2 separate regions of the Homo sapiens genome follow, and region 1 is linked to region 2. Evidence: read pairs that join two places in POLR2A ChIA-PET (ENCODE). Cell type or tissue: PC-9. All regions are shown on one strand. Links, peaks and the distances in the headings refer to the core of each region. The heading gives the core; the rest is flanking DNA.

Region 1 (4,403 bases), core at 158-4,157, 850 kb after region 2:
ACAACATGGACAGGTTTTCTTTTTTAAAAAAAAATGACTGACAAAGTTAGTTTTGTAAAGTATTTCTTGCAACTATTTAATTAAACTCAAGTCTCATGTAGTATAATTCAATTCTTATGTAGTGTAGCCTCTTCTTTGCAAGAAAGCATCATTTTAGGGTAAGAGCCATTTCTCAGATGTTCACCTTACTTTCTGTAGTAAGGCTTCAACATGCTTGTGACTGCCTATAACCCTATCTTCATCTTTCAAGGCCTGTGGATACTGAAAACAAAACAATGAAAGAACAAGACCTCTGATAGATTTCATGGGCTTCTTGGAGGACCAACGTCAGTCAATGGAAGTGTGATGACTTATCAGAGGTAAAGTGGTCCTCTATTGTTCTTTGCTCAGAAAGATATTTAAGAAGAAAATCCATTTCTATTGCAAATTTATTCCTAAGCCATTGCTCTGTTAAGCATTTGTATATGGAAAGGGATACTGATGAATTGTTTTTGAATATTCTAAATAATAAGAACTTATGTAAGCTGATGACTAATCACAGATTTTAGGGCAGTATGAGTTACATTCAAGTATACTTAAAAGGTGACCTTTCAGTTCATTCTCAAAATCTTGGCCTGTGCTCTATGAATGGCAGGCCACTAACTTTAGACATGCTGTTGTGGTTCATTTTAGGCTTCCTTGGTTGCAGTACAGAAGATGCAATGCCAGCAGTGCTTTTTCAGGAGCTCCCTCTGAAGAAGATCATGGCTCAGTTACCATGGACACCAAGAAGCTATGCAGCTTTTTATTCTTTTTACTTCCTTCATTATGTGCCCTCCCAGGAAATATATTTTCATTAGTAACTAGGTTTTGAAACTTTTGCCAAGACACCAGCCTAACCTATTGCTCTCTAAACAAATACCTTCAGTATCTAATACATAGGTATATGCCAGTCTGAGCCAACTGTGCTATTAGGAAACTAATAAATACTCCTTTGCTTCCTATTTAATGAGAAAAAGCACGACAATATTGCTCATGCCAGATCAGGTTTTGATTGGTATGTGCTTATCCTTCATAAACAAATGTATTTTATATGAAAAACCACAGGGGAAATATTTTTATTTATTTTATTAGTTGTACAAAAGCCATGTTGGCAACTGAAGAACCAATAAAATAAAATTGTCTCATGTGGTTCTTATTATGGAATCAAATAGTAATGTAAAAGGCAAGCACACACCAATCATAATTCCATCTGGCTGAAAGAACAGGAAAATGTGGCTCCATTTTCATTAGGAAAAGGAGGCATATATTTCATAATGTGTTCAAATGTGGCTCTAAAGGTACTCCCAGTACACTACTGCATTTTGTACCACTCATGGGGTGCCATATCTACTGATGCAGGTTAATGTAATCAAAGTGACTTGAAAGGAGAGGACTGCTGTTAGCCTTGCATCTGCATTAATAGAGCACCAACAGAAGCTAGAGCAACATTTCTTGGCATTCTGGAAAGAAATGCATGTTGAACCAGTAAGCAATATGTATAGCCCTTGCAATATACACTTGGCATATTTGCAGCAAGTAAGTTGCCATTCATGTAACCACCAAAAATACATTCCAGAATGTTTACTCTTTTCAGTAAGCAGATAATACCATTCAAGCTCTGGACTTAAAAGATTGCATGCATAAATATTTTCTAAATTCCTTTAGTGCTGTTTTTGGTTTATCTTCAAGGAAATATAAGGGTAGCTATTATCAATAGAAGGTAGGTATTCATTTGTAAGAGGTTGGGTCAGCAAGACACTGCTCTATTGAATCATATCTGGGACAACATGGAGTGGTCATTTGGGCCTCTGGGAAGTGTGGCATGGAAGAGTAGTTCTTTATTAAGAACAAGAAAGTAGCTAGCCCTGAGAATAAAGGTTGATTTGCTTTGCTGAAACTGGTTTTCCAGCCTCTGTTGGTGATTTGTTTTTGAAGTCTTGCTTTTTTTTCTTTCTCTTAATCTGCTTGTGAGTAGATGACTAAGTGATCACGTCACCTAGAAATATGTGTGAGTCTCCTGATTTTTGACTCATGTGTGCCACAACTAGGATGGAATGATTTCCCTATCCTGAACTTGTTTGGGAGTGCAGAAAAAATGATGTAAGTTTTTGACATATTTTGTTAAATAGGTATGAGACTTATGTATGACACATTTACTTGGCAGAAAAGTAAGTGCAGGAGGGGATTCAAGTCACACAAAAGCTCTGGATTTATAATCCTACTTAAACATCTATACATTTTGTAAATTCACTTAAAATATAGAGTCAGCAGACAAAAATTGAAACTTATGACTAAAGTAAATGTTTTTGAAAAGTTAATATGGTGTTTTCATTAACAGCATCCATAATTACTAAATGTATCCAGAATCTATACTACTGGATGTGTTTATTTGGTAACCAAATGTCTGATCAAATATATTATTGGACCTGAAATAGCCTCTCCACTGGACACTAGTCAACCATAGAATATGACGTTTGGCTAGTATTCCTAAGAATCTAACAGTAGATGCTAAGTGGGAGGAAAATTTGTTTGCCTTCTTAGGGTTTAATTATACCTGGAACAATTGGAGGCCGTATATAAAAGGGACTGACCAGCTTCTGACACTATTTTTCTTCTTCTTTACTGAGAAAGGCTGACAAAGAAACACTAGTGAGGTCCTGGCTTTGGCATCAGGAAGTCCTGAATTTGAATACTTGATCTGCCACCTAATAACTGATTTATTAACCAGATGCTTTTCCTTTGGAAATCCAATGAAAGGATAGATCTTGAATATTTTTGCTTACCATTTTATCTCCAAACGATCATCCTGTGTAAGGCACAAATTAGATGTTCAATATATAGTATTAGGGAAAAAAAGTGAAGGTAAAAATATCTCTAAACTTAATTTTTCTTATTTTCCTAATTTATAAAATACTAACAGTTTTTTTTGACACAGGGTTTTTCTGTGTTGCCCAGGCTAGAGTGCAGTGGCACAATCACGGCTCTGTAGCCTTGACCTCCCAGGCTCCGACTATCCTCCCACCTCAGCCTCCCAAGTAGCTGGGACTATAGATGCATGCCACCACACCCAGCTAATTTTTGTATTTTTTTCTAAAGACAGGGTCTCGCCTTGTTGTCCAGGCTGGTCTCAAACTCCTGGGCTCAAGCGAGCCACCTGCCTAGGCCTCCCAAAGTGCCAGGATAATAGGAGTGAGCCACCATGTCTGGCCACTAATACTTATTTTACAGGGTTATTTTAAGGATTAAATGTGATATTTTATGTATAAAACCTAGAATATTTCTTAACATAACACAGGTGAATGCTTAAAAGGTGTGATGGTAATTATTTATTTGATAGGCTATACACCTATATATGAAATACTTTAATTTTTTCTCTATCTGATGCCTTCCTTGACTGTACTTAACAATTAATTTGCCCCTTGAAGGTGAAGACGAGGTACATTTTGAAGAAAGAAGAAAAAGGATGGGGACTTAGAAATAATATCATATACATTTGAAAGACACACACAAACCAAAATATTTTTCTTTTACAAAATGCCCAAACCCTAACCAATGTTAATATATCTCCATCAAATGCCTAGAAGGCTTTTTTATATACAATTCAAATATGTGTAGATTATATTGTAAAAAAAAATTTTCAATTCTATTGATTTGAATTCAATAGGAATGAAGAGAGGGATAAACAATGGCAATTTTTTTTTTTTTCATGAAGACAACCTTTTTGTCTTGAGCCCTTTTAGCCATGTAATGTAGATCAGCATGAGTAAGAAAACAGACCAGGATGGAAAAGGAAGTATTGGTCATTTTAATGTTGTATTACAGGGTGACTAGCAACAGAGTGAGGAAGGGAACAGAGAAGTAGTTTGGTGAGGTCAATAGCACTGCAGATATGGGAGGTAAAAACGAAGCAAACTTAACCCTACAGGGTATGCCTGCCAAGAACCGCCGCCTTCACGGAATTGCAAGACAGCAAGGATGGAAGGCACAGGTTTTCTGTACCAACTTTTAGGGCTTTGTACATGAGTGGCCCCAGGCCTCCTGTGTATGGGCCACTGATTAATCCTTTGAACAGCATTGCTTCTGTTTTCCGAAAGCTGGGCTGGAGCTCAGCGCAGCCGCCGTGCCAAGCCACTAGAAAGGAAAACCAGAACCGGCGCTGATCTTTCAGCACTGTGTTCCCATCTACAATGTTTATTTCTCTAAATCTTTTAACAATTAAAATACTCTCAATTAGTATACAACCATCTTTATGATTTGCTATATTCTTTCAACTTTCAGTGTAACATTATTTATTTTAACTTCAATTTACTTTTGATGTGGTGCATGTATACAATTTACCACAGAACCCGTTTTAACATTTAACAGCACGCTTCCTTTTTCCT
Region 2 (4,403 bases), core at 267-4,266:
GAGTGCAGTAGTAGATTCTAGAGCAAAACGTTTTATAAGATTGGTAACTTCCCTGTGCTTTAAGCCTTGCATTTTAGATTTTAGCACAGTATGACTCATTTTAGTCGAGAACTATGTTACCTGTGACTTGCTTGAAGGAAGGAAGGTAGGTAACATGTACTGCATGACATTTTCCTTTGTGCCACAGGTTAAAACAGAGTTCATATTGAGTATAGGGTTCATTCTTCCCTGACACATCTTTTTTTTTTTAATTTAATTATAACAGCTTATACTTTAGGTTTCTCTTAAAGTGCTACCTAACAATACTGAATGTTTTAATTGTGCTTTTTATAGAGTCAGGTCAATAATTTGAGATGTGTGCATCGCCAATAGAGAAGGTGTTATTTCTTTTTAAAGTTTATTTATTTTATGTTTTTTAAAGACAGGGTCTCTCTCTCTCTGTTGTCCAGGCTGGAGTGTAGTAGTGCAATCATAGCTCACTGTAGCCTTAAACTCCTGGGCTCAAGTGATGCTCCCACCTCAGCCTCCCAAGTAGCGGGGACTATAGGCATGTAGCACCACGCCTGGCTAATTTTTATATTTTCTTTCTTTCTTTCTTTCTTTTCTTTTGTAGACACAGGGTCTGCCCATCTTACTCAGGCATGTCTTGAACTCCTGTCCTCAAGCAGTCCTCCCACCTCAGCCTTCCAGTGTTCTGGGATTACAGGTGTGAGCCACTGCATCTGGCCAAGAAGACATTCTTTAGGCAGATATAAGTGCTATATTTTCTTCAAAGACATATAACTTTAGGCCGGGCACAGTGTCTCACACCTGTAATCCCAGCACTTTGGGAGGCTGAGGCGGGCGGATCACCTGAGGTCAGGAGTTTGAGACCAGCGTGACCAACATGGAGAAACCCCGTCTCTACTAAGAATACAAAATTAGCTGGGCATGGTGGCACATGCCTGTAATCCCAGCTGTTCAGGAGGCTGAGGCAGGAGAATCGCTTGAACCCGTGAGGTGGAGTTTTTGATGAGCCGAGATCACGCCATTGCACTCCAGCCTGGACAACAAGAGCGAAATTCCGTCTCAGAAAAAAGAAAAAAAAAAGATATATAACTTTATTTTTTGCTATTCAGTCTTGAATCTCTCTGCATTGATTTGAGAGTGGTCCAAATTTTTCTCCAAATCTTAGCCATTATTCACCTAGCTTCATTTAATTATAATCCTTAAAGTCCCTTGAACCCTTACTGTGCACATTGCAAAGTGCTTTTTCTGAATCACCTTATCAAATTCTTAGGGTAACTCTTTGGGAATCCAGCAGTATCTCCATTTTGTGCACTGGGAGACTGTCTTTAAGTTACTTCCCCAAGGTTACCTAGTGAGCAGATGGTAGACCAGGACTCTCATTCACAGTCCATCTGATGCCAAAACCTTCCCTCCAACATTAAGTTACATGATATTTATGGGGAAATCCAGCCTCCTCTCATTTATAATGGTGCTTTTATTTTCACCAAATTTCTGTTTTTTGGTGATGTCACTGCAATGTTTTAATTGCTGTGGCTTTATAATCATGTGTTTCAACATCATTAGAGTGTGCTTACCCTCACTTCTCTTTGAAAAATAATTTTGGATAGTCTTATGTATTTGTGCTTCTAGATAAGCATGGTTTTCAATTTGGAAACTGTTCCTTTGCCATAAAAAATTATTTTTTATTTAAATTGCATTTAAACATTAATTTGAAAAAAGTGAAATATTTATTTAAAGATGAGATTTCCTACTTAGGAGTATTATATCCATTTAGACACTTCAGTTAAGCATTTTAATTTTATTTATGTATATCTTGTCATTGTCTTGTTATATTTATTCCTAGATGTCATATAGTTTGATACCACTCTACCTGGGACTTTTCCAATTACGCTTCTGTTACAAAAATTAAAAATTATGATATCTGGCCACCTTAGTGAACAACTTTATGAATTTTTGACATTTTCATGATAATATTGGTTCTTTACACAGACAATTATGTTATCTGCTAATGACCACATTTTCATTTCTTCTCAGTATTTAAAACTTTTCATCTGTTGCTTTGACTAGATTTCAGAACCAAGTTGGGTATAAACCATAAATTGATATTGGTAATGTTTTACTTTAAAAAAAGTACTTCTTTTCCTTTTGGTTTCTGATATAAGAGCTCATCTCAGTTTATACAGGTGTACTTTAGGAGAGGTTAGAATAGTGCTTAATTTCTCAAGAGACGTTGAGCATGTGGGTACCTGTAGTGCATTCAAGCACAGAGATTGCCTTGTGGTGCTGTGCAAGGTAGCCTCTGATGAATGGCAGGGATTCCCTCTTTATCCTGGAGTTTCCATTATGTTTGTAGTGTTGCTGCTTTTATCTCCACTACAAGGCTTTTTTCTTTATGACCTGAAATACTTGTGGTTTAGCCTCACATTAGGTTCGCCTCTATGTTGTAATTTAGTGCATACCACTAAATTGGTGGATACCGTGCCCAGAAACCTTAAACACTGTGCTAGAATTGCTGTTAGGCAATTTAGGCCTTTCCTGGCACAACTGGAACCAAAGAAAGGGGGTGGAGCTCATGCAGTGCCTGGGGCTATTTTTCCCTCTGCTCACCTGGAATCTTCCTTCCAGAAAGCTGGGGGTGGGGCCTCACCAGTGCGGTGTTTCGGTAATAAGCCCGCTTCTATAGACCTGGAAGTGACATCGTGAAGTCATTCAGTTTTCATTCCTATGAAGAAATTCCTTTTCGTATATACTCTTTAGCGTTGCATTGCTTTTTCAGAAGCATATTTCTAGTGAATATCAAGAATAAATATTCATCATTAAAGAAGTTCACTCTATTCTTAGTTTTCTAACAGTTGGAATTTTTTTGTTCTTTTTAAAAATACAATAATGGCTGTTTAATTCGTCAAATGCTTTTTTAGCATGTATCAAAATGATCAGATTCTTTTTCTCTGTTAAACAATTTATAAAGCTTTATCATATTAATACTATATCACTGCTGTATTTCTGGATGAAACCTTTTTGCTCATGGTTTATAATTGTTTTAACATACTACTCTATTCACATTGCTATTTACTTGTGTTGACTACATTATTATAAATAACAATAGCATTTGTTAAGCATGTGCTCTGTGCCAGGCTCTGAGATGAACACTGTATGAATCAGCTTAATTTTCTCAGCATTTCATTTTACAGCTAAACCGTTGCACAAAGATTTAGCTAACTTGATTAATATCACGTGGCTATGAAAATGTGTCATGGTTGCTAGTTAAACCCAGCTCATTTTGACCCCTAAACCAACCTGTGATCAGAAAGGTGTTTGATGACATAAGTGAGATGGTACATGACTTGATTTTATAATTAATACTATCAAACTGCTTCAGCAATCATAGTTGAATGGATCTGTTTCCATTATAGGGACATGCCTGTCATTGGAAACAGATTCTCCTGTTCATAAATCAGGGTACCCCTTTCTTTGAAAAATCTATAGAGACACAGACAATTTTTGCCTCTTTGAATTCCCCTCATTTGGATGTCATAGAAACCATCCTCCCTCTTTAGTAGAGTTACTGATGGTCCTGTGCTGTCAGCCTCCTGAACCCCCTTCAGATGCTCTTATGATAGAAATAGATGGAGGAGAGAGCTGGTCGTTCATGGGTGAGTAAAGAAAGAAGGGGCACATAGTAAGTTTAAGCCCCATGCAGAACTGGTCCTGATATAATTTAAAAACCTGATAATTTTCCAAACTTCTGTTTGTGCTTGTTCAGATACTTGTTAATAACAGAAAAAAAGGCTACGTACTATCTTTTCTTCCCTTCCTATATCTAAGTAGAAATTATGGAATCAAGATCCAGAGAATTCACAGATGTCTGTACGGATTCTGTTTTCAAGCACAATAATGAATCATGTCCACTGTCCTGAGTTCACCCAGTCCCCAGGGGCCTGTGACAGGAGCCAGATGCTCCGGTTTGAAGGACATTATGTATTGACTTGTTCTTGCTGGTTTTTCTCAGAACCAGCATATCTAGCCAGTTCGTTTCTTGACACCCTCCCCAGTCTTCCCCCCCACCAGCATACTCAATGTCCACATCTCACATCACTACTTTGGTACTCAAAAATCTCTTATTTGAATCTCAATTTCTTTTTTTGTCTTTTCCCACAGATCTGTTCTCCAATTCTGACAGGCAGACTAATGACCCCCTAAAGATGTCCATGTCCTATTTCCCCAAACCTGTTAGGTTACATAGCAAAGGTGAACCAAGGCTATAGATGAAATTGAGGTTGCTAATCAGCTGACCTTAAGGAGATTTTCCAGGGCTATCAACGTGGCCCAGTGCAATCACAAGGGACCTTAAAAGTGAAAGAGGGAGGCAGGAGAGAGCACGTGAGACTACTCAG

Evidence for each region. Peaks named below come from ENCODE experiments on the same cell type or tissue, not always from the same donor. Only the 100,000 strongest peaks of a DNase experiment are listed, where the experiment ranks them.
Region 1: POLR2A ChIA-PET joins it to region 2 with 8 read pairs; 1 of 35 experiments calls an interaction of 5 or more read pairs at or near these places.

The regions. Positions count from the first base shown.
Region 1 is chr6:126,719,911-126,724,313 of GRCh38, forward strand. LOC105377992 (a long non-coding RNA gene) reads left to right here. Exons shown (of 5, transcript XR_001743836.2): 4 at 251-359; 5 at 673-1,918. Among named protein-coding and RNA genes, the nearest start is that of MIR588, 240 kb to the left of the region's middle. In PC-9, for the core only: no CTCF peak of the experiment used is centred there; a DNase peak (open chromatin) is centred at 2,041; H3K4me3 peaks cover 360 bases; H3K27ac peaks cover 3,402 bases.
Region 2 is chr6:125,865,260-125,869,662 of GRCh38, forward strand. All of the region lies in intron 3 of NCOA7 (nuclear receptor coactivator 7), which reads left to right. Among named protein-coding and RNA genes, the nearest start is that of NCOA7-AS1, 49 kb to the left of the region's middle. In PC-9, for the core only: no CTCF peak of the experiment used is centred there; a DNase peak (open chromatin) is centred at 2,492; H3K4me3 peaks cover 978 bases; H3K27ac peaks cover 1,216 bases.